5 separate regions of the Homo sapiens genome follow, and regions 1, 2, 3 and 5 are each linked to region 4. Evidence: read pairs that join two places in POLR2A ChIA-PET (ENCODE). Cell type or tissue: CD4-positive, alpha-beta T cell. All regions are shown on one strand.

Evidence for each region. ChIA-PET counts read pairs that join two places held together with the same protein. Peaks named below come from ENCODE experiments on the same cell type or tissue, not always from the same donor. Only the 100,000 strongest peaks of a DNase experiment are listed, where the experiment ranks them.
Region 1: POLR2A ChIA-PET joins it to region 4 with 27 read pairs; 9 of 35 experiments call an interaction of 5 or more read pairs at or near these places.
Region 2: POLR2A ChIA-PET joins it to region 4 with 28 read pairs; 7 of 35 experiments call an interaction of 5 or more read pairs at or near these places.
Region 3: POLR2A ChIA-PET joins it to region 4 with 10 read pairs; 4 of 35 experiments call an interaction of 5 or more read pairs at or near these places.
Region 5: POLR2A ChIA-PET joins it to region 4 with 10 read pairs; 2 of 35 experiments call an interaction of 5 or more read pairs at or near these places.

Annotation. Positions count from the first base shown.
Region 1 is chr3:186,847,327-186,852,326 of GRCh38, forward strand. The region is part of intron 1 of ADIPOQ (adiponectin, C1Q and collagen domain containing); the gene reads left to right. ADIPOQ-AS1 (ADIPOQ antisense RNA 1) reads right to left here. Exons shown (of 4, transcript NR_046662.2): 4 at 4,560-5,000. Among named protein-coding and RNA genes, the nearest start is that of ADIPOQ, 7.1 kb to the left of the region's middle. RefSeq lists an enhancer at 1-5,000 and a silencer at 1-1,398. In CD4-positive, alpha-beta T cell, a CTCF peak has its summit at 2,246 (motif pointing right); a DNase peak (open chromatin) is centred at 2,245.
Region 2 is chr3:186,907,008-186,912,007 of GRCh38, forward strand. No RefSeq gene overlaps it. Among named protein-coding and RNA genes, the nearest start is that of ST6GAL1, 21 kb to the right of the region's middle. RefSeq lists enhancers at 1,926-2,621, 2,384-2,483, 2,554-2,603, 2,622-3,316. In CD4-positive, alpha-beta T cell, no CTCF peak of the experiment used is centred here; DNase peaks (open chromatin) are centred at 2,324 and 2,694; H3K4me3 peaks cover 799 bases; H3K27ac peaks cover 1,436 bases.
Region 3 is chr3:186,825,225-186,830,224 of GRCh38, forward strand. It overlaps LINC02043 (long intergenic non-protein coding RNA 2043), which reads right to left and starts at 297. Exons shown (of 4, transcript NR_125409.1): 1 at 83-297. It also overlaps the pseudogene MCF2L2P1. RefSeq lists a silencer at 2,130-2,369. In CD4-positive, alpha-beta T cell, no CTCF peak of the experiment used is centred here; DNase peaks (open chromatin) are centred at 447 and 2,347; H3K4me3 peaks cover 1,547 bases; H3K27me3 peaks cover 2,567 bases.
Region 4 is chr3:187,025,023-187,030,022 of GRCh38, forward strand. The region is part of intron 2 of ST6GAL1 (ST6 beta-galactoside alpha-2,6-sialyltransferase 1); the gene reads left to right. Among named protein-coding and RNA genes, the nearest start is that of ST6GAL1, 97 kb to the left of the region's middle. RefSeq lists an enhancer at 839-1,168. In CD4-positive, alpha-beta T cell, no CTCF peak of the experiment used is centred here; DNase peaks (open chromatin) are centred at 399, 1,079, 2,659 and 4,149; H3K4me3 peaks cover 5,000 bases; H3K27ac peaks cover 4,208 bases.
Region 5 is chr3:187,162,299-187,167,298 of GRCh38, forward strand. No RefSeq gene overlaps it. Among named protein-coding and RNA genes, the nearest start is that of RPL39L, 25 kb to the left of the region's middle. In CD4-positive, alpha-beta T cell, CTCF peaks have their summits at 2,964 (motif pointing left) and 3,169; a DNase peak (open chromatin) is centred at 2,963.

The sequences.
Region 1 (5,000 bases), 180 kb before region 4:
TAGCATTTTAAAAATTTTTTAAAGTCCACAAAATTTTTAATTTTAATACAGATAAAATAGATCCCTTTGTTTTATAAAAAGTAACAAAATTTGTTATACAACAACTATGTTATTTATTAATTTTGCCTTTTTGTATGCTGCCAGGAAAGAAACATTAAGAAATCTTAAATTGATTATGGTGAATCAGAAGGTCTGCCTGGACTTTTTATTGCTCTAACTGTACAGCTGATCATACTACCTCATTTTTTTTTATGACACTTCAAGGGTGCGCTTAGCTTCATCACTCCTTCGTTGCCAAAAGCTTTGTGACCAAAAACAATTAAGCAGATTCCTGAGTCACTAAATGACACATAACCAGAGTTGAGACTTAGGAACTTTTAGTGCCATGCTAAGCCCACAGGGACACAACAAATAGCATTTTACAAAGGCAAAGAATTGTGACACTTGAGATTTAGCTTGTTGATCCTTGTAAAAGTTTTCTTTTTAGGCATAATTGAGTTTTAGATCATAGTACTCACTATTACTTAGTAATAATTTTTTTCTGATAGAAATACAGTGTAACAGGCCGGGCGCAGTGGCTCATGCCTGTAATCCCAGCACTTTGGGAGGCCGAGGCGGGCGGATCACTTGAGGTCAGGAGTTTGAGACCAGCCCGGCCAACATGGTGAAATCCCATCTCTACTAAAAATACAAAAAATTAGCCAGGTGTGGTCGTGGATTCCTGTGATCCCAGCTACTTGGGAGGGTGAGGCAGGAGCATCAGTTGAACCCAGGAGGCGGAGGTTGCAGTGAGCCAAGATGGTGCCATTGCACTCCAGCCTGGGCCACAAAGCGAGACTCCACTTCAGAAACAAAAAAAAAAGAGAGAGAGAAAAGAAGGAAGGAAGGAAGGAAGGAAGGAAAGAAGGAAGGAAGGAAGGAAAGAAGGAAGGAAGGAAGGAAGGAAAGAAGGAAGGAAGGAAAGAAGGAAGGAAGGAAAGAAGGAAGGAAGGAAGGAAGGGTAACAAGCAAAGTGTAACAATGGCAATATCTAAAAAAATAGGTATTTTTATATGTTTGTCGTTTTATATATATGACCCCCACTTTAGAGATGAGGAAACTGAGAGATTAAGGAAACGATCCCTGAGAGACTCTGTTCTGACTTCCAAATCGGTGAGCTTTCCATCGCATCACGGTGCCTCCGAAAGCATGACACGGAGCTTCTCAGACTCAGCTTCCTAATCCGCTAAACGGGATTATGTGAGATGAGGAACATGAGAACGCTGACATGGGTGAGGGTTCCTTGGAGTATCATTTTCATGTGGCATTTTCAAAACTTATTTTACCTAATCTTCCCAAAGCCCTGCTTTTGACTCTAATGTGTCTCCTGAGACTTGGAGAGCGCAAGATGCTAGCGACAGAGCAAGACTCCATCTCCAGATAAATAAATAAGTAAAATAAAAAAGAACACAAATAATTTTGAAAATTTTTTTGAAAATTAGGCACGTTTGCACTGACCTTCAATTGTTATTAATTGCTGGTTTCCCACCCAGAATTAAGTTGGAATGCAACTTTCTTTTACAATCAGAGTCCGTTCTTGGTCTTGGAAACTTCTGAGGCTCCTGTGCTAATCACACTCTTGTATTTTTGGCACCTCTACCCCGTGCCACTGTCATGGAACCCAGGCTGATCGCACCTATTAGTGGAGAAATCTGTCCATAATACTGAAGTTTGGGGACAAACAGTGTTCCCTTAGGGTAGGAGAAAGAGATCTTTATTTTTGACAAAGGGGGAGGAGCCAGAAAACTCCAGAGACCCCTGAGTTTGCCCTCTCTCCAAGGTTTGGGGTAAGCCCCCCGTCACCCTTTATCTCTGGGGCTTTCACATATTCTGGATTCTCTCCTCCTGTTTCCCAGCAGAAAAGGATGGAGCCTCACAGATTCTTCCCATTTCTGGAGAAAAACATGCATGGAGCTCAAAGTTCTTCTCAGGAGTTTTATTGCCAAAGCCATAATAAGAAAGGGTGGAGGTGACAAGCAGTGAGGAAGTTTAAAGATGCATGAAATCTGTAAAGTCTCAGAACAAGAATTCTCCTAAAATGCAAAAGGGGCTTTGCTGGTCTCCCCTTGGCTTCTCATGTAGCTCACCTCTTTTTTCTTATCTTGAGACTAGTCAAACCTAAGCTGTTTCTCATTTTATTTCCAGAAGCTATTGAGAACACTCTCCTGAATTCTTCAAATTCAGTAGAGGGCGACAAATGTACATATAAATGATGGTAGTGGGTCTTAAATAAAGACTCATGACACCTAAAGGGGCAGCACCTGAGTCTGATTGCACCTGTTTCTGTTGCTGTTTCTGTCTCTCTTCTCTCTGTCTGCCATTTCATTATCAATGGTTACTTTACTTATAAGATCATATTAGAACCTGATATTTGATAAATGATGCATCAGATCTATAGTGAGAGAAAAAATTAATGCAATTAAAGGTGTTGTAACAGCTAGTCTTCAAGTGGGGAGAAATCATTTGAGTACCTTAGGTCACAGCTTACATCAAAACAAAAAATCAGAGCTACATTAAAAAGTGAAATTTTAACTATATCAAACAATAGAAAAAAACAGAAGAAAATTGAATACTTACTAAATCTTAGCATGAATAAGAACTGTTTAACACTTAGAGGCAAGGACTGGGCGTGGTGGCTCATGCTTTTAATCCCAGGACTTTGGGAGCCCAAGGCGGGCGGATCACCTGAGGTCAGGAGTTTGAGACTAGCCTGGCCAACATGGTGAAACCCCGTCTCTACTAAAAAATGCAAAAATTAGCTGCGTGTGGTGGTGCATGCCTGTAATCTCAGCTACTTGGGAGGCTAAGGCATGAGAATCGCTTGAACCTGGGAGGTGGAGGCTGTAGTGAGCCGAGATTGTGCCACTGCACTACAGCCTGGGTGACAGTGTGAAATCCTCTCTCTCAAAAAAAAAAAAAAAAAAAAGCAAACTAGAGCAGTGAGGTACCATTATTTCCTTTGCTCACTAAACTGACAACACACAAATGTTTTTTATAATACCCAAAGCTGATGAGGGTAGTTAAGGTATGCCCTTTTATACACACACTAATGATGTACTACTGGTTGGCAGTATAACATATGCTGCCATGTGGGGATATGTATCAGGAGACTTAAAAATGTGCATACCTTTTGGTCCAGTAATTTACTTCTGGGAATCTGTCATAACAGAATAATAATCTTGGGGAAAGCTACATGCCTAAGGATATTTAAAATATTATTTAAAAATCAAAGTATAATTTCTTACAGAATATAAAATAATATTTTAAAATGAAAATATGCTAAAAGTTTGATGAAATATAAATGGTCAAATATATATTGATTATATCCACTTACTAGACTAGCACTCACTCTGAGACGTTAAAAATAGTCATTATAAAAACTAGAAAATGCCAAAGACAAAATAAAGGAATAAAGTTTTACATAAAGTATGATTCCACTATGTTTAAAAATAAACAGAGACATTCTTGGAGTTGAGTATTGTTTTCTTTTCTGTCATGTCCAAAGAACTATATAACTATTATTTTTAATGAACTATATATGTAATATATACATATAGTTTATATGTATATACAAAATTTATCTCATATATATGATAAAGATGAAAGATGAGTTGGATGTGCCACGTGAAGAGGGTAGTATAGAACCCCAGGTAATGGGGCATAGGAGTGGGATTCCAGATACCAGGCCCATGTTTTTGGGGTGAGATTGCCAATCACGGTCTTTCTTCCATCCCTCACAGAGGAGTAGGTTTGTCTTCAACAAACCTTCAGTTGTCCTGAAGACAAACCTAATTCTGGAGACTTCATATAATCTAGAAGAGACAAGCAAACTGATGAAAAATAGTGAATTTTTAAGGTAAAATAAAGTACATGGACTACACTTTGTTTAGAATCAGATTCTTGGGATTAACCACATTAACCCACAGAGGGTCTTAGTGATGCCTCTAATCCAGGATCCTAGGACCTATTTCTCTCTGTGAGATGCTTTCTCCCAACTCCTTGGTGAGAGTGGGAAGACTAAGACCTCAGCAATCTGAGGTGGAGGCCTAAGATCCCCCTAAGATCGGAGGCAGAATCTGAGAGGGGATAAAAGTCCCTATACCTGTATTGGGCCCTTTTCTGGGAGGGGGATATCAAAGAATGATTTTGAGACAGGGAGGCTTTTGACTACCTGTGCCACTTGAGCTCTTTGCTAGGGCTCCAGAATACATATTTCAAATACATTCCCCCTCCCTCCTTCCTTCCCTCTTCCACTCTTCCTTTTTATCTTCCTTTCTTCTTTTCCTTCCTCCTTCCCTTCCTTTCTCTGGCTCTCTCATGATTTCTTTTCCTCATTATAAAAGTGCTTATTTAGTCCCTACTCTGCTATTAGTGTGTTAGTCTTTGTCCCCTGGTACTTGCTGTTTAATGGAGAAATGGGTGAGCAAAACAGAAATTACAGCAGAGTGCAATGATAGAGCTAAGCCAGGTGTATAAATCCATTCTCACACTGCTGTAAAAAACTACTTGAGACTGGGTAATTTATAAAGAAAAGAGGTTTAATTGACTCACAGTTCCACAGGCTGTACAGGAAGCATGGCTGGGGAGGCCTCAGAAAACTTACAATCATGGTGGAAGAAAGAGCGAAGGGGAAGCAAGCACATCACACAGCAGCAGGAGAGAGAGAGAGAAAGAGAGAGAGAGAGAATATAGGGGAAGTGCTACACACTTTCAACCAGATCTTGTGAGAATTCACCTACTATCATGAGAACAGCAAGGGATAAGTCTGCCTCCATGATTCAGTCACCTCCTACCAGGCCCCTTCTCCAACACATGTCGACGTGCTATTTGGGTGGGGACACAGACCCAAACCATATTACCAGGGCACTGGAGAAACACAGAGGGGAAAGAACCAGCCAAGGAGTGAGATGGAGAACAAGGAGGACTTCTTGAAACAGATGACATCCAAACTGGGTCCTGAA
Region 2 (5,000 bases), 120 kb before region 4:
TCTGTAGATATCTATTAGGTCTATTGTTCCAGAGCTGAGTTCAAGTCCTGAATATCCTTGTTAATTTTGTCTCATTGATCTGTCTAATATTGACAGTGGAGTGTTAAAGTCTCCCATTATTATTGTGTGGGAGTCTAAGTTTCTTTGTAGGTCTCTAAGAACTTGCTTTATGAATCTGGGTGCTCCCGTATTGGGTGCATATATATTTAGCGTAGTTAGCCCTTCTTGTTGCATTGATTTCTTTACGATTGTGTAATACCCTTCATTGTCTCTTTTGATCTTTGTTGGTTTAAAGTCTGTTTTATCAGAGACTAGGACTTCAACCCCTGCTTTTTTTTGCTTTCCATTTGCTTGGTAAATATTCTTCCATCCCTTTCTTTTGAGCCTATGTGTGTCTCTGCACATGAGATGGGTCTCCTGAATACAGCACCATTGATGGATCTTGACTCTTTATCCAATTTGCCAGTCTGTGTCTTTTAATCGGGGCATTTAGCCCGTTTACATTTAAGGTTAATATTGTTATGTGTAAATTTAATTCTGTCATTATGGTGCTAGCTGGTTATTTTGCCTGTTAGTTGGTGCAGTTTCTTCATAGTGTCGATGGTCTTTACAATTTGGTATGTTTTTGCAGTGGCTGGTACCGGTTGTTCCTTTCCACATTTAGTGCTTCCTTCAGGAGCTCTTGTAAGGCAGGCCTGGTGGTGACAAAATCTCTCAGCATTTGCTTGTCTGAAAAGGATTTTACTTCTTCACTTATGAAGCTCAGTTTGGCTGGATATGAAATTCTTGGTTGAAAATTCTTCAAGAATGTTGAATATTGGCCCCCATTCTCTTCTGGCTTGTAGGGTTTCTGCTGAGAGATCCGCTGTTAGTCTGATGGTTTTCCCTTTGTGGGTAAGCCGACCTTTCTCTCTGGCTGCCTTAACATTTTTTCCTTCATGTCAACCTTGGTGAATTTGACGATTGTGTGTCTTGGGGTTGCTCTTCTGGAGGAGTATCTTTATGGTGTTCTCTGTATTACCTGAATTTGAATGTTGGCCTGCCTTGCTAGGTTGGGGAAGTTCTCCTGCATAATATCCTGAAGAGTGTGTTCCAACTTGGTTCCATTCTCCCCATCACTTTCAGGTACACCAATGAAACGTAGATTTGGTCTTTTCACATAGTCCCATATTTCTTGGAGGCTTTGTTTGTTTCTTTTCATTCTTTGAAAATACTATAGTATTAAATAATGATAATTATAACAAATCTTGTCTTCTCACTTTATTTCATTAAGTTCATCTTCAATCTGTGATATCCTTTCTTCTGCTTGATTGATTAGGCTATTGATACTTGTGTATGCTTCACGAAGTTCTGGTGCTGTGTTTTTTAGCTCCATCAGGTCATTTATGTTCTTCTATAAACTAGTTATTCTAGTTAGCAATTCATCTAACCTTTTTTCAAGGTTCTTAGCTTCCTTGCATTGGATTAGAACATGCTCCTTTAACTCGGAGGAATTTGTTATTACCCATCTTCTAAAGCCTACTTCTGTCAATTCGTCAAACCCATTCTCCGTCCAGATTTGTTCCCTTGCTGGCAAAGAGTTGTGATCCTTTGGAGGAGAATAGGCATTCTGGTTTTTGGAATTTTCAGCCTTTTTGTGCTGGTTTATCCCCATCTTCATGGATTTATCTACCTTTGGTCTTGGATGTTGGTGACCTTCGGATGGGGTTTTTGTGTGGACATCCTCTTTGTTGATGTTGATGCTATTCTTTTCTGTTTGTTAGTTTTCCTCCTAACAGTCAGGCCCCTCTGCTGCAGGTCTGCTGGAGTTTGCTGGAGGTCCACACCAGACCCTGTTTGCCTGGATATCACCAGCAGAGGCTGCAGAACAGCAGATTGCTGCCTGTTTCTTCCTCTGGAAGCTTTGTCCCAGAGGGACACCTGCCAGATGCCAGCCAGAGCTCTCCTGTATGAGGTGTCTGTCGGCCCCTACTGGGAGGTGTCTTCCAGTCAGGATACACAGGGGTCAGGGACCCACTTGAGGAGGCAGTATGACCCTTATCAGAGCTCGAACGCTGTGCTGGGAGGTCCACTGCTCTCTTCAGAGCCATCAGGCAGGGACGTTTGAGTCTGCTGAAGCTGCACCCACAGCTGCCCTTTCCCTCAGGTGCTCTGTCCCAGGGAGATGGGGGTTTTATCTGTAAGTCCCTGACTGGGGCTGCTGCCTTTTTTTCAGAGATGTGCTGCCCAGAGAGGAGGAATCTAGAGAGGCAGTCTGGCTACAGTGGCCCTGCTGAGCTGCGGTGGGCTCCACCCAGTTTGAACTTCCTGGCGGTTTTGTTTACACTGTGAGGGTAAAACCACCTACCCAAGCCTCAGCAATGGCGGATGCTCCTCCCCCGACGAAGCTTGAATGTCCCAGGTCAACTTCAGACTGCTGCGCTGGCAGCGAGAATCTCAAGCCAGTGGATCTTAGCTTGCTGGGCTCCGTGGGGGTGGGACCCTCTGAGCTAGAACACTTGGTTCCCAGGCTTCAGCCCCCTTTCCAGGGGAGTGAACGGTTCTGTCTCGCTGGCATTCCAGGTGCCTCTGGGGTATGAAAAAACAACTCCTGTAGCTAGCTCAATGTCTGCCCAAACGGCCACCCGGTTTTGTGCTTGAAATCCAGGGCCCTGGTGGCATGGGCAACTGGAGGGAATCTCCTGGTCTGCAGGTTGCAAAGACCATGTGAAAAGCACAGTATCTGGGCCAGAGTGCTCTGTTGGCCACGGCACAGTCCCTCACGGCTTCCCTTGGCTAGGGGAGGCAAATCCCCCGACCGCTTGTGCTTCCTGTGCTTCCTGGGTGAGGCTACACCCCACCCTGCTTTGGCTCGCTCTTCGTGGGCTGCACCCACTATCCAACCAGTCCCTGTGAGATGAACTGGGTACCTCAGTTGGAAATGAAGAAATCTCCTGCCTTCTGCATGATCTCACTGGGAGCTGCAGACCGGAGCTTTTCCTATTCGGCCATCTTGCCAGCACCAATTTTTTTTTCATTTTCAGTAGAGGCGAGGTTTCCCCATGTTGGCCAGGCTGGTCTTGAACTCCTGACCTCAGGTGATCCACCCGCCTCGGCCTCCCGAAGTGCTGGGATTACAGGCATGAGCCATTGCGCCTGGCCTATCATAACATTTTTAATATCATATTATAGTATTAAATAAAGATAATTACCATTATTATAACAGCGAACATCTATGCACTACTTGCTGGACACTGTGTCAAGCACTTTAAATGCATCGTAATTTCTGGCATATTAATTTATTAATCATATTAAGTCTTCAAGTTCCTTAACCTCAGGGTATGGGAGGTAAGAGAGCAGTAAGGTTCATAGTTTTTCTTTTTCTTTCTATTTATTTATTTATTTATTTATTTTTGAGATGGAGTTTCACTCTTGTCTCCCAGGCTGGAGTGCGATGGTGCGATCTCAGCTCACTGCAAACTTCGCCTCCCGGGTTCAAGCAATTCTCCTGCCTCAGCCTCCTGAATAGCTGGGATTACAGGCATGTGCTACCACGCTCAGCTAATTTTGTATTTTTAGTAGAGATGGGGTTTCTCCATGTTGGTCAGGCTGGTCTCGAATTCCTGACCTCAGGTGATCCTCCCGCCCTGACCTCCCAAAGTGCTGGGATTACCAGTGTAAGCCACCGCATCCAGCCTATTTATTTGTTTTTTGAGAGTGAGTCTCATTCTGTAACCAGGCTAGAGTGCAGTGGTGTGATCTCGACTCACTGCAACCTCCACCTCCTGGGCTCAAGCGATTCTCCTGACTCAGCTTCCCAAGTAGCTAGGATTACAGCATGTGCCACCATGCCCAGCTAATTTTTGTATTTTTAGTAGAGACAGGGTTTCACCATGTTGGCCTGGCTGGTCTTGAATTCCTGACCTCAAGTGATCCACCTGTCTCGGCCTCTCAAAGTGTTGGGATTACACGTATGAGCCACCATGCCCGGCCAGGTTCGTAGTTTTTAAAGTTTGGAAGATACGAGTTCCCATCCCAGCTTCAATCTATGCGAATTTAAACAAGTTTCCCATTTCTCTTGCTCAAAAAAATGGTTGTTGGGCTTTTTTTGTTTTTTAACCAAAGTGATAACATGATATCCAGAAAAGTAGAAAGAAGAAAACAATAAATTACCTCCATATCCCACCATTTAGAAATAAAATTAAAATTTGTGAGCATGCTTATAGATATTTCCAAGTGGATTTGTATGTTAGAATGATACATAAATAAATTCAAAACTAATAACCTAGGATTATATTCTATATTCTGTTGTTTAAAAGTGAAAAAAGAGGTCCTGACGCAGTGGCACACACACCTGTAATCCCAGCAGTTTGGGAGGCCGAGACAGGTGGATCAGGAGTTCGAAACCAGCCTGGCCAACATGGCAAAACTCCAACTCTACTAAATTACAAAAATTAGCCAGGCGTGGTGGCATGCTCCCATAATTCCAGCTACTCGGGAGGTTGTGGCAGCAGAAATACTTGAGCCTGGGAGGTGGAGGTGGCAGTGAGCCGAGAATGCACCACTACACTCCAGCCTGGGCGACAGAGCAAGACTCCGTCTCAAAAAAAGAAAAAAAAAAGTGAAAAAAGGATTGCTGAGATTCAGGTAATGTTTCTTTACCATGAGAGATATTGGGATATTGGCTACTCTTTTAAACCCTTTAAGCAGGGCCCCACCCTGGGTCCAGCAGGCTATATATTAACCTACACAGGCAGTTTGATTGGCTTCACACAGTTAATTTAAAGAAATAGAAACTAGGCTGAGCGTGGTGGCTCATGCCTGTAATCCCAGCACTTTGGGAGGCTGAGGTGGGTGTATCACGAAGTCAGGAGATCGAGACCATCCTGGCTAACACGGTGAAACCCCGTCTCTACTAAAAATACAAAAAATTAGCCGTCTAATTTAGTCTCGCTCTGTTGCCCAGGCTGGAGTGCAGTGGTGCGATCTCGGCTCAGTGCAAGCTCTGCCTTCCGGGTTCA
Region 3 (5,000 bases), 200 kb before region 4:
CCTGACGCAGTTTCTCCTCTGCCCTCCACCCCTCACCCATCCCACCTCCTGGACTAGGAACTCAACCAGGACTTGCTTCAACCTGAGAAGATGGTGTCCAGCCCCCTTGGAGCCTGCCAGCATCCGGCGGGATTTCAGAGGGGCCTCCAGGGAGGCGCTGCCCAGCTGCCCCCAGTGTTGCTCACACAGCCCCCACTGATCTGCTCTGGGGAGGCCACGGCCCCAGAACGCGGCTTGTGGGGGGCCTGGGGCAGCAGGCCGGGAGACGTCACTTGTCCGCTGCCTGCTCACCCAGATAACTGCAGCTCCCTCCACTGCCGCCTACAGCCCTCCCGCCATGCCTCTGCCCAGAAGGCCCTCCCTCTCCAGTCCTGTCCGCCCCTCAAGGCCTGCCCAAACCTCCCTGAATTCTCGCCTGAGCAGACACTTTCCTAGCACGGCTCCCGCCGCGTGGATTACTCAGCCGAGCCTCAGTCTGGGGCTGCCCTGTGCTGGGAGCTTTATGCAGATGCTCGGCTCCCTACCCTGGCTTGTGAGCCGTGTGGCGCAGAAACCGCATCTCACTCAGAGCGAGGGTAAAGAGCAGCAGGGCTGGAGAAGCCAGCTGCCCTGCCACAGGCCAAGAGGACTTGGCCAAGTGACCATTGCTGTCTGTTTCCCCAACTGTAAAGGGGGCTGAGACCCTTACAGGGTTGTGAGGCTTAAACTTTGACAAACGCCTACCATCCCACCAGGCACAGGGCAGTTGCTGAGTATTTGGCGGTGGCTGCTGTTCCCCACAGTGTCCAACACCTCCCGGGGATGTAACAGGTGCACCACGGGCAAGACTGATGGGTTTATCAGTTCACTGCGGAGAGAGGCAGGGATGGATGCACTTGCTTGTTCCTCTTATTTTCCCTTATGGGGAGCAGTGACACTTGGCAGAGGCTGCCAGGGAGATGGGAAATGGACATTAATTACGGGAAAGAAAAGGAGGCAAGAAGGGGAGGAGGGTGGGAAATAGACAGGGGAGGAAGAAGGGACGGAGGCATGGTTAGAAGACAGGCAAGCAAAAAAGACGACTGTTTTCTTGGACGAACAGGGAGGTAGGGCCATGAAAAGCATGTGGACGCTTCTTCTCAGTGAATTAAGGCATTTCAGCGCTGGAAAGAGCCTGAAAAAATCAGACTCCCTTCACAGCCCAGCGGAGTGCAGGCCCTGGGAGAGCAGGAGTTAGAGATGGGGAGGACCCCGCCTGCAACAGGCACTGCCTGCTACACCCTGCCATGGGCAGAGGGGCTGTCCTCCCACCCCAGAGAGGCCCCATCCTTTCCTTTCTTTCCCCAAGGCTGCTCCAGCAGGGAGTTTAGCTCCATGGACACCTTTGAAGGCTATGAAGGTGCAGAAGACATGGAAAAGGTGAGCAGCGCTCTGAACGTAATTTCTTTCTTTCTTGTTTATTTCATCTTCTTCCTCCTTCCTATTCATCAGCTCCTCCTGCCTACTGTCCCTCGCCTCCATCCCTCTCCCCCTCTTCAGGATTCTCACCCATAAGGACCTGGTTAAGCCAGGGAACCGAGGTCACTAGTCCTCAAAGTGGCTCTGACCCTGCTAGCCCGGCATGTCCCCACGTGGCTGTCTCCTTGGCGGTGCGCTGGTGTCCGGTCATAACTGGGGCTCCCGCTGAGAGCCCCGTGGCCCAGGTGGGAGGGCTGGGGTGGGCCTCAGCCTGCCAGCGGAAGTCACCACATTGCCCGGCCTGGCCACAGCCTCCAGCAATAACTCTGAGGGTGCACCCGTCCCCCCCCCCGCCCCCCCTTCCAGCTCGCGGGGCCTTTTCCAGTTGGATGACAGTCACGAAACCTGTTCCTCCAAATCCGCTTTCCTGGAGAGGAGAGAAAGCACCCAGGGAGAAAAAGAAGAACGCGATGAGGAAGCAACGTGAGTGTGAGCGAGGAAAACTAAGCGCCTCTGTGGGCCACGGCGTCTCTGACTTTCTTCTCGGAATTGCAGGGCGACCGGCAGCACCAAGAAGGAGCGTGCTGGGGCGTCCACGCCGGCTGACTCCTGCGGGGGCGACGGCTGGTTTCCAGGCGAGGGCGCGGCGCCCGAGGACCTCCACCCCGGAGAGCTGCCCTCCCTGCGGTCGCCCCGGCTCCCCGGCTCCAGAGCGCCCGCATTCCCGAGAGAGGCGATGTGGGGGCCCGGGCCCTGCCCAGCTACGCAGAAAGCAGCCGGGGCCGCGGCGGCGGCAGAAAGGGGACGCCCAGGGCCGCCTCCCGGGAGCCCGAGGGGTGCCCTGCGTGCTCGTCTAGCTCCCGCCGCCCGGCGAAGGACCTCGCGGGACGGGGACCCCTAGTGCGCCTGCGCGAGCGCGGCGGGCGGAGGCAGACGCTCGCGGAGGCCACGCCTCCTAAGGCTCGGCCGAGCCTAGGAGGAGCCGGAGCTGGCTCGGGGCTGCTCCCACCCGCCAGCGCCGGCTGCCCAGCCTGGCAGTGGACCGGGTGTGCAAGCCACTTAGCACCTGACAGGTTAATTCAGAGGGGGTGGTTCCAAGGTAACTGCTGAGAGATTTACGTTTGGATTTGTTAGTTTAAAAATTAGTTTTCCAGTTACCCGGGCTGGAGTGCGATGGCGCAATCTCTGCTCACTGCATCCTCCGCCTCACAGGTTCCTGCAATTCTCCTGCCTCAGCCTCCCGAGAAGCTGGGATTACAGGCATGTGGCACCACGCCCGGCTGATTTTTGTATTTTTAGTATAGATGGGGGTTTCACCATCTTGGTCAGGCTGGTATCGAACTCCTGACCTCAGGTAATCCGCCCGCCTCGGCCTCCCAAAGTGCTGGGATTACAGGTGTGAGCCACTGCGGCCTGCCGATTTTCAGAATTTTCGTCAGAGGTTTGCATCTGTTTAGTTTTTTAGTTATCTTCAGACTTGTCATGTTTTCTTTTCATAAGTTGCAAATTAACTTTTCTGTTTTTAATTTTTACTTACTTAGTTTTAAGGTGTATTTACTTTCAGAATTTCTTAGGTTTAACATTGCTGTCAGTCAGGGTCCAATCACTGAAATAGACCCCACACCAATTATTTTAACAGAAAATTTAATATAAGGAATTGTCACACAACTATTGGAGAACTAAAAAGGCAAAAAAAAAAAAAAAAAGGATGATATTGAGATATCATGGAGATTTCAACTGCAAGAAGCAGCTACTACCTCAAGAGCTAAGGGAACAAAAAGAAGTTGGAATGATCAAAACTCAGAAGTCTGAAGATGGCCCCAGGGCTGGGGTTGTTCTTTGCGGAGGAGACACTGCTCAGAGCCTGGGGTCTGGGAGCTGGATGCAGAACTCGGGAGGGGACATGGCCAGCTCGTGCTGGTGTCTCTGAATGGGCATCATCAGGCTGGTTATGGGAGTGCTGGGAAAATGACAAGCTGGAACCAACTGCTGCTACTGACACCACCTGTCATTCTCAGAGTGGAGACCTGTTGCTAGAACGCTGACAGGAACCCAGGAGCACAGGAAGGAGCCCATCGTGACCCTGCACCACAGAGCAGGGGCGGGGGTGGGGGTGGGGGGCAGGGGGATGTAAAAGCTGAGGACCATCCCAGCACACTTGCTTTGGAGTTACGTAGAGCTCCGTTAGGATTCAGTCAGTTTTGGAATGGTTAGGGGTGATTTCATTTTTTCACTACATGTGGGATCTGGCAGAATCTTCAGTCTCCTGGTCTTGTTTCTGGAATGGAGTGGGTCACGAACACCTCACAGGAGTCTCTCCCAGGAGACTTGAGAGGATCACTTTAGAATTTAAGAAAACAAAAATAACATGTCTCACTTTGTTCACAAAGAAGCCCTTTGACAAAGTGGCCAAAAACGGGCAGAGCCTAAGGAACAGACTCTTAGGGAGGGGTCCTTGGAACAGTATCCTGCAGAGCGTTCCTCTTTCAAATTCTTTAGAATTTTACGCTGTTTTGTGGGGCCACCCTGTCCCACTCCCTTTCCTAACAACACAGTGCCTTTCTTGCTTTGAAGTTGTAAACTGTTTTTTTAATTGTTTGCACAATAAAATAAAGTTCCTCCCAATAAGGGACAGACTCTTAGGGAGGGGTCCTTGGGACAGTATCCTGCAGAGCGTTCCTCTTTCAAATTCTTTAGAACTTTACGCTGTTTTGTGGGGCCACCCTCTCCCACTGCCCTTCCTAACAACACAGTGCCTTTCTTGCTTTGAAGTTGTAAACTGTTTTTTTAATTGTTTGCACAATAAAATAAAGTTCCTCCCAATAAGGGACAGACTCTTAGGGAGGGGTCCTTGGAACAGTGTCCTGCAGAGTGTTCCTCTTTCAAATTCTTTAGAACTTTATGCTGTTTTGTGGGGCCACCCTCTCCCACTGCCCTTCCTAACAACACAGTGCCTTTCATGTTTTGAAGTTGTAGACTGTTTGCATAATAAAATAAAGTTCCTCCCAAATCAATAATCTGTAATCTTAGGTTCTTCTACCTGTATTATCCTTCAGCCCACATTTTTCCATTTGACCATCAGAAAGTTTACATATGTATGTACATATGTATGTACGTATGTATGTATGTACACATTCCCTTTATTCAATACCTATTTCCTGAGCACTCTCCTTCCCTGAGGACGGGTCTGGCACCAGGTAGAGACCAGGGAGGTATGAAGATGAGTGAAGCATTCAGTCCAGTGGGGGAGACAGATGTGGAAACAGAATCACAACACGATGTGGCAAATTCTCTGGGAGCACAGAACACCATCACTGACTCTTCCTGATACAGTCAGGAAGGGGTGACACTGGAACTGGGTCTTACAGGCAAGTGTCTTCTCCTGGTGGAGGATGAGAAGGGCACCCTGGCGGAGGGAATAGCATGAGCTCAGGTACAGGGGCACGGAGGAGCTGTGCATGGCAGGTAGGACGAGTTGATGGGGGCTGCAGGGTTGCAGGGTTCAGAAAGGCACTAAGCTTAAGGGCTGACCCTGGTGCTTGACACATCCTGCCTCATTTGTT
Region 4 (5,000 bases):
GTGTGTGTGTGTCTCACAGTGTAGAGAATCTGAGGGTCTACGTTCTCAATTCTCCCAGGGGTGGTACGATTCTGCCAGGGGTGGTACGTAGGTAATTCTCGATGCCATGGGAGTTAGTTGATGCGTTGCATACAATGGAGGTCTTAGGACATTAAGGCTTAATTTTTTGTTGGATCCGCAGTTGGGAAGAGCTGGTAGCAGGAAACTGATACAAAGTCTGGCGTTTGCTTTAAATTACTCCAAGAAAAATCGAAGCAGTGTAGTAAAGATTAGGAGGTGAGACAGTTCCTCTTTCTGAGGAGATGGCGGGCCCGTTTTCTTCTTTGTCTGGCTCTCTGTAGCATAGGGGTGTGGTGTAGTGTAGGGATGTGGAGGAAAGAGTGGGTAGCTGTGTTGCTGGGGAGGGGTGAAGTGTTTTTTCCACTCTCTATATAGGCCCTTCCTGCGCTCTCCTCTGCTTAATGCTGATTTACCAAGCGGAGTGCAAATTGTGTGGTGAGCATGTGGGAGATGCCTCCTGGGGCTGGGGTGTGTAGTGGGGAGTGGGCATTATACAGAAAGGGAATTCATGGGGCACGAAAGGCCTACTTTTTGCCAGGCACCTGTCAAATAGGAAGGCAGATATTTCTATGAATACAAGTCTGTCTGTCTGTGCATGGGGTGCAAGGGTGAAGACAGTAGCAAATGGCTCATGATTTCCCTTTGCCATGGCTGTGTCAATCTGGAGTTCAGAGCTCTCCTAATCAGTTCCGAGTGGTTGGCTCTGGTCAGGGACCGCAGCCTGACCTCATGGTGGGGACACAACACCCCCCAACAAAGTTCTGTTCTCCAGACTCTTAGAAAACCTCTGGGGAAATGTACTCAGGGAAATGTTCTGAGGACTTCATTATCAGTGCTGCCTGGCTGGGAAAAGATGTAATCTCTGGTAAGAGACCCTTGGCAGGAGTGAAAGCCCTTTATCTTCAGGGCTTTGCTCTGGGCAGGATCTCCCCCTCCCCACCATGAGCCATGCAGGTGGGCCTGTCCTCAGGTAAACACTTGCCAACAGTCACAGCCTCTCAGGCACTGCGCGCCCCTCATGGCTTCCTTTCTTTCACTGTCTTCTCAGATTCACCAGCTACAAGTCGGTTTCTTGTTGCATATCATGCTTCTGACCTTTGCTGCGCTTTTGAGCAAAACGGTGACTTGTCAGAAATGTTTTGACAAATGATTAATGTTTTGACCCATGTTGGTTCCCGCTTGATAGAGCTCGGTGGGTAGGAGCTGGGGTGGTAGAGCCAGACAGCCTGGGCAGGCTCCTCTGGGGACTCTGTGAAGCACATGGTGATAACAGTGCTCGCCTTGGGCACTGTTGTTGCTGCAGGAATTAAATGAGCTTCACCAAATTACAGGACCTTTACTGCCTGTAAATTACTTAGCACATAGTAAAAGCTCATTAATTATTAGCTAAAATAAAGTGATAAAAATCTATCATTAAATTGTCAGCACAGCCCTGCAGAGGCAACCTTTTAAGTATTGTTATCCTTCGCAGATGAAGACACAAGGTTCACAGAAACTGACTAATTGGCCTAAGATAACTTACAGTACAAAAGCCAGGATTTCAATCTAGCTTTTTGAGACTAGAGCCTGAGTGAACTGTTTCTCCAAAGCCAAGGCTTCTCAAACTATTGGTGGTGAAGAACCAAATTTTTTTTCCCAATTCCTCTCACATCAGTAGTTACGTAAAATACAATAAAAATGGGGCCAGGTGCGGTGGCTCACGCCTGTAATCCCAGCACTTTGGGAGGCCGAGGCGGGTGGATCATGAGGTCAGGAGATCGAGACCATCCTGGCTAACACGGTGAAACCCCATCTCTACTAAAAACACAAAAACAAAATTAGCCAGGCATGGTGGCGGGCACCTGTAGTCCCAGCTACTGGGGAGGCTGAGGCGGGAGAATGGAGTGAACCCTGGAGGCAGAGCTTGCAGTGAGCCGAGATCTCACCACTGCACTCCAGCCTGGGCGACAGAGGGAGACTCTGTCTCCAAAAAAATAAATAAATAAATAAAAAATAAAAAATAAAATAAACAAATAAATAAAAAAGCATGGATTCCAGAATCATGAAATGAGAAAAAGGACATTTGAAATACAAGCCCCATTTTAAAAAGTATTGATCTAACAGGCATAAAATTACTCTTTAAAATTACTGTAAAAGTCACTTACACTCCATTTCTGTACTTTTCTCATCTTGCATCTTGAAAAGCTTTCTCAGCCTAGCACTTCTCTGCAGATCTCACTTTCAGTAGCACTGTTCTCAGCGACCTGTTTCTCACCACTTGCCTGAGAATTAATTACCTGGGGTGCTTATTAAATGCAGATTTCCAACTTCCCCCCAATATTCTCCCAACCTCCCAGACTACTTGAATCAGAATGATTGAGACAGAATTCAGGAACCCGCATTTTAACAAGTGATTTTAATAATTTGGGTGTGCTCTAAGTCTGAGAATCACTGTGCTCCTCAGTGTTGCCTCCTCTCTACAGATAACAGATAAGAGGGTAAATAGTGAAGTGAGTGCAGTGTTTTATTCCGGCCCCCCTTCTTGCCCCGTCTTCTTTTCTCAAAAAAAATTTTCAAAGGCTTCCTTTCTGTAGAAGCTCACTGACAGAACCGACTTTCCGGACTCAGTGCACTTCAACAAACAGGTATTGAGCTCAAACTGCAGGGGGCTGGGTAGGTGGAGAGCTGACCGCAAGATGCTCACAAGCAGTAGAGGGTGAGTATAGGTAGAGAAAGGGCAGGTCTAGGGCATTTCTGTGCATAAAGTGGGGCAGAAGAGAAGGAGCCAGCAACGAGACCAGTAAGGCATTACCGGTAAGGCAGAGAAAAGCCAGGAGAAGTATAGGTTTTGGAAGCTAGGTGAAGAATATGCATCAAGGAAGAGGAAGTTATGGACTGCTGATGAGCTGAATAAGATGAAGACTGAACATTGACCATTTGGTTAGCAATGTGGAGATCGTGGAGGTCCTTGTGACTCTGACAAGATCAGGTTCATGGAGATGGGGAGGCCTGGTTGGAGTGGGTTCAAGTGAGAGTGGGAAGATAGCTATTGCAAACAAGACTATGGACTGTCTTTCAAGGAGTTTTACTGTAAAGGAAAGAGAAATAAGGCATTTTAAAGAAGAGAAATGAGGTCAAGAGGTTTAGGGTCAGGGCAGGGAAGTGGAGTTTATTTAGAACTCATGCAATAAGTGGCTCAATATATGACTTCTCTAAAGTCATATATCTTTTAGTTAATTCCTTGAGTAAAACAGAAACAATTGTCTATCGTGACTTTTTTCTTCAAGCTCTTTAAAACTCTCCCCACTCCCAAACTATATCACTGTCTAAGAAGAAAGGAGTTTGAAAATCAGTCTTGTTACATAGCTTAATTTGAATACATCCAAAAAATGACATTGCATTATTTTCATATTTGCTGAATCTATTTTTTGGCTGGAGTATTTTAAAGTAGATTTTTAAAGTAGATTTCATCTCTTACTACTTCACATGCATAGGACTTTTTCTTTATATAACCACAATACTTTTATACACCTAACAAAATTAACAATAATTTCTTAATACCATATAATAACCAATCTATGTTCCAATATCCCCATTTGTCCCCAAGGTGAATCAAACCAAGATTCAGACAAGGTGTACGTATTACATATTATTATATCTGCGAAGCCATTTGTTTTTTATTCCCATTTACTTGTTGATGAAACCAGTTCAGTTGTCCCATAGGAAGTCCTACCTTCTGGATTTGTCTGATAATTTTCCTTTGGCGCTATTTGACTTGTTCTTCTTTCTTCTGTATTTCCTAAAAACTGGAATTGTGTATGACAGCTTGATAATATACAGATTAAACATTTTGGGCAAGAATTTTTCATAGGTGGTTAGCAGGGCGTGGTGGTGCACGCCTGTGATCCCAGCTACTCGGGAGGCTGAGGCAGGAGAATCGCTTGAACCTGGGAGGTGGAGGTTGCGGTGAACAGAGATTGTGCCACTGTGTACTCCAGCCTGGGTGACAAAGCAAGACCTTGTCTCTAAAAAAAAAAAGAATTTTTCATAGGTGCTTCATGTCACGTCACATCAGAAGGCACACACTATCTAGATGTCTCACTGTTAATGATGCTAAAAGACTGATCAGGGTCAGGTCACGGCTGCTTGACTCACGAGAGGTGTTTTGATTTTGCTTTTTAAGAGCAGCAGCGTGTCTATATGTTGATGGGAGTAATCTTTGAGAGAGGGATACTTATCAATTAAACAAAGGGGTGAGGTTTTCTAGAACAACTTTCTTAAGTAAACAATAATGTGTAGGATCTAGTGGACAAGTGTTGGTTATTGCAAGTGTTGGACATAGCCAGTTCATCTATAGTAATGAGGCATATGGACATAAATGCAGATAAAGGGGGCTCTGTTAGGGGGTTTGAGGAAGTTCTAATCTGGCAGCTTTTGTTTTCTCCATGAACAAGTAGCAAATTCATCACAGGAGAGGGAGATTGAAAGGAGGAAGTCAAGTAGTGGGCGAGTGCCAGATGAATAGACTGGACAAGTAGCATGTGATTTCTGAAAAGCATTAAGGACCTCCTGGCAGTTAGGGATCGCGAACTTGAAGTGAAATCAGTAAGCATTGTTGTACAATTTTCTCTAGCCATGCTCAGTTGCATGTTTGCTGGTGTGGAGCAGAACAGAGGGTTGGATTTAACCAGGATTGAGTTTTAGCCAATCATGTGTGATCAAAGAGGGCAAAGGACTCATTTTAATGATTTTGACCATGGAATTTAAGCTGTGTAGGAAGGGAAGTAAGAATATGAGGAAAGTGAGGAACAGTGACAGGTGGAAGGATTAACCACAGAAGCTTGTTGGAGTTGGGGTACTAGTTGGAATAGGCTGCATATAGACAGGAGTGGTAATTGGAGATGGGATGCCTGAACTCAAGATTATGGAAGGTATTGTTGGGAAATAACAAGATCAGAGAT
Region 5 (5,000 bases), 140 kb after region 4:
TTAATAGGTCCAGGCTTGCAGGGGGATGACCTTGGCCGTCATACTCACAATGCTGAGAGAGGCCAAAGAAGTCAGGACCCCACCCCCAGGGAGAGGGATCATCTTGAGGAGCATCCAGAGTGGGGCCTCCTTGCTGCATGAAGTCAGAGTCCATGTGGAGCAAACTGTTTTTCCCTTAACTCCTCCTCTCTCCTCCCTCACATGTGCAAAGGCACCCCCTTGAAAAATCCTGGTAATGGTGAATTTTATGAGGGAGCAGCTGCCATGGTCGTGCTCTCTCAGGCCTCTGAACTTTGAGTTACCCAGCTCTAATATTGATCAGGCAGCCTCAAAGAACCGTTTAGCTTGGCCTTATGTAGGCAACAAGAAGATTCGAGTCTGCTTGCATTCTCTTTGCAATGATTCCTGAATACTCTTGCTTATACCTCCTTCTAGGGAGTGACTATGTATGTGGTCAGTGAGTATTCTCCATTCCGAATGCATATTTAGCTGAGGCTGAGAGGAGGCCCTGTTGTGGGTAGGTCCTGTGCTGTGTATCCCACATTGCCCATGTCTCAGCTGAGGTGGTCTTCCTGATATAGCTGCTTCTTGGGTTAGGTATCCATTAAGCCAGAAAAATTATGATTGCTAATGTGAGCCCATCAGGATGGGCACAGTGGCAAATTCTGGGACCATATGAGTAATCTACCTATGGCTGAGCCCGAACCTATAGCCAGTGCTTTCTCTGATAGGCTCTGTGCATGCTGCTAGGATTGTGTGATGCTGCACCTCTATCTAGATGAATGAAGGCTATAAGGGAAAGCCACAAGTGACTCCTGGAGTCAGAGTTGAGAGAGAAAAATTGTTTCTGGGAGAATCAGGAAAGCTTCCGGGAAAAGATGGCTTTTGAGCTAGCCCCTGAAAGTTGGATTTGCTTTAACAGTTAGAGATGGGGAGAGAAGCAGTGGAGGTCTCTTGGAGGTTTTGTTAAAGCTGGTCAGTAGATCCTAGGCTTTGCTGGGTAGGAAAATTCTGATCCATGAAATTAATAGGCCGGGCACAGTGGCTCATGCCTGTAATCCCAGCATTTGGAGAGGCTAAAATGGAAGGACCACTTGAGCCCAGAAATTCAAGACCAGCCTGGGCCACATAGGGAATATTTTGTATTTTGTCACTATAAAAATAATAAAAAATATTAGCAGGCATGGTGGTGCACACCTGTGGTCCCAGCTTCTTGGGAGGCTGAGGTGGGAGGGTTGCCTGAATCCAGGAGGTTGATGCTGCAGTCAGCCATGATCATGCCGCTGCACTCTAACCTGGGCAACAGAGTGAGACCCCCTCTTAAAAAAAGAAAGAAAGAATGAAATTAATAGGTGTGTAGTATGAAGTAGGGATGAAGTACCAAGGGAATTTCTGGGCTCATAACTTGAAGGTAGAAATCTGTAGGTGCTTGGAAGGTAGGAGTCCTGGGCGAGGTTGTGGCTTGTTTAGTCGCAATGGGCTGCAGCGAGAATATGGTGATGTCAGAGTAAGATGCCAAGGTGTGGCTTGCCTATAGTCATTAAAAGCGTGGGCTTCAGAGTCAGACCAGCCTACGTAGCATTTTCGTGCTGTGTGGGTTTGGTCAAGTTCTCTTTGAGTTTGTTTCTTTATCCTTTAAGTGGCTATAACCATGGAATTTACCATGTAGGTAATTATATTAAGATTAAATGAGATAATGCATATCAAGCACTTAGCATGGTGCTCGTACATAGCAGTTGCTCAATAAAGCTTGTCTAGCATTAAGTTATATAGATTATTGATTTTTTTGCAGCATACTTTATCACTCAATAATTATATAGTAACCTAACATTGTTTCATAACTATGTTTACAATGATTACATTGTTGCTTTCCATGACTTTCTATTTTTTTTATTTTTATTTTTAGCTATACCTGCTGGAATGGGACAACTTTCTATCCCATCTTCCTTCAGTCAGATCCCCTCAGCTGCCCACCCCTGCCCTCACCCTGAGCCTTTCTGCTCTATTCTGATGGTTTTCTCAGGTTCTGGGAAGGGGTTTATTCATTTACTTTTCTTTCAGGCCCTCTTTTCACATGTGACTAGTCGGTCAAGACTTTGTGCAATCTTTTCCCATCTGGATCGTTTCCTGAAAAAAATGTTTTTAAGTTTCTGGTCCATTCATGACACTATTCCTTGTTGTTCGGGGTATTACAGATGATTACTCAATATTTTTGAACTTTTTGGTGTTTTTATAAAGTTTGGGTGGAAAAAGAGCTAAGAGTGAGGGCTCCAAAGTACGTTTTGACATGGACAACTTGGTAAGTTCCCTGCCCCAGTGTGTAGGCCCAAGGGGGTGGCAATTAGGATTAAGCGTCTGACAATCCTGATTTCCACAGAAGCCCCACTTCCTGCTCAGAAAGCGTGTTCTCCTGCGGCTCACCTCCTCACGAAGTTCCCAGTGGCCCTACAGGACACACGGGCTGTCTCCCTGGTAACAGTTAAGCCCTCACTCCTTGACCTATCAGTCCTTTTATAACTTAGGCCAAGGTTTAAATTTTAGCTAAAATTATTACTGCATTCCTCCAGAAGAAACTCATTGTGTGGACATACTGAGATTTATCTAATCGATTGAATCTCCATAGATTTATCTAATCTGTTGAACATCTCCATCAGTTTTGATAACTAATGATAGTTGTCAAAATTCCTGTTTTACCTTTAAAAATAAGAGCTGAAACAATAGCCAGTGGGGACTACTAGAGCGGGGAGGGAGGGACAGCGGCAAGGGTTGAATAATTATTGGGTACTATGCTCAGTACCTGAATGATGGGATCATTTGTACTCCAAACCTCAGCATCAAACAGTATACCCAGGTAACAAACCTGCACATATCTCCCATGAATCTAAAATAAAAGTTGAGAAAAAAAAAAAAAAATTCTTACCACGTTAAATAAATAAAGAGCTGGATTTGCTGCCCCCTTGTGTCTTAGAACAGCCATAACAACATCATCATTTGTATCCTTTCTTATTCCTTACCAGCTCGGGTTTCACCTGGCCTGATTGCTCAAATTACACCTCGGGGGTTAGGAGACCACATCTCTCAGTTGCAAAGAGCTCTCCTAAGGGAAAGGCTTTTATTACCAGGACCAAGTTCAGCTCTGTCTGACTGCTAAGGTTTGAATCATCAGAACAGAAAGAAATTTGGCATGGAACAGATTTACCAAGATACAGTTAGCAGGTACTCAGGTACCAAAAAAGATGTATTTTATAATATCACTAACTCAGATACCAAGCGCTACTCAGAAAGCAGGCTAGGAAAATTCATTTTAATGGATGTTTCATTCTTTTATTTACCTGATGTTACTGAGTGCCAGACACCGTTCTTGGCATTAGAAAACAAAACTGAAGAAATACAATAAGCAAATAGGCAAACAACTACTGCAATATAATGCTAGTTAGTGATAAGTACTAACATGAAAATGAACTAATGGTAAATAAATAGAGGGTAATAGGGTGATTTATGGAAACCACTCAGAGGGTGACATGCAGAACTGTGAATGAAGTAACAGCAAGACATGGGAAGGTCCAGGGAAGAGTGTAGGTAAAAGAAACTGCAAGGGCAAAAGTGTTGAGGTGGAAAGAGTCTGGTATGTTTGAAGAACAGCAAGAAAGTCAGTATGGTAACAGCAGAGTGAGGGAGGCTGAAGTGGCAAGAGATGAGATGGAAAGATAGGTAGACCTTGTATGTATGATGAGAAAATTGGATATTACTCTGAAAGTGATGTGAATCCATTGGAGAATTGAGCAGGGGAGCAGTATGATTTAAATTATATTTCAAAGCTGTCATTCTGACTGCTGGGCAGAAAAATGAATCTAGGTGACAAAAAGGGAAATAGGATGGTAAAATAGAAAATTATTGCAGACAGAAATATTCCCATCACCCTAGAATATAGACTGCCCCAAGACAGAGTTCTTTATTGCTTAGACCTTTGTGTCTTAGGTTAGTGATCACTGGAGTTAGTGTGGGTCATGAAGTTGATGAGAAGCCCTACTGGGCCAGGGCTCTCTTTTCCTTCTCTTGTTACCACATAAAATTTGTATGGGATTCAGTTGACCTTTTTAAAGAAGGATGAAACTCCTGGTTGAAAATTGAGCTCTGGTAGCTGATGAGATGGCATGTAGGCACTCCCCCAGGGTAGATGACCTGCTTAGGAGAGGTGAGGACACTGACACAATGGCTGGACAGCAGGTGAAGGAAAAGCTGGGGAGGGGACATGTGCCCTCACCTATTCTTAAATAAATATTTTGGGATAAGGAGTCTTGTCTTAAAGCTCCTCACATAGACAAAAAGAAGTGAAGGAACTGGAGAATGGGGTGGAGTAGGATGTGGAAGTAGGATGACTAGAAGGTACAGAATTACCATCTTCAGATATCTGAAGGACTATTTTTTTTTTTCACAGAAGGATTAGCATTGTTTTCTCAGCCTCCCGATACAGAGAAGAATTAAAAAGGCGGGATAATATTTACAACCTGTATTAGTCTGTTCTCACACTGCTAATAAAGACATACCCAAGACTGGGTAATTTCTAAAGGAAAGAGGTTTAATAGACTCACTGTTCCACATGGCTAGGGAGGCCTCACAATCATGGCGGAAAGCAAACGAGAAGCAATGGCACATCTTACATGGCAGCAGGCAAGAAAGCACGTGCAGGGAAACTCCCATTTATAAAACCATCAGACCTCATGAGACTTATTCATTTACTTGAGAATAATATGCGGGAAACCACCTCCACGATTCAATTATCTCCACCTTGCCTCACCCTTGACACATGGGGATTATTACAATTCGAGGTGAGATTTGGGTGGGGACACAAGCAAACCATATCACAACCCAAAGCAAGAGAGTAATTTCCATCAGAGCGGCTAATGGTAAGGTAGGCTGCCTTGTGGAATGAGGTTCCATTACTGTAAGCATTCAAGCAACAGTGGGAGGCCTGTGGGTGAGTGTGCCAGACTCCCAGA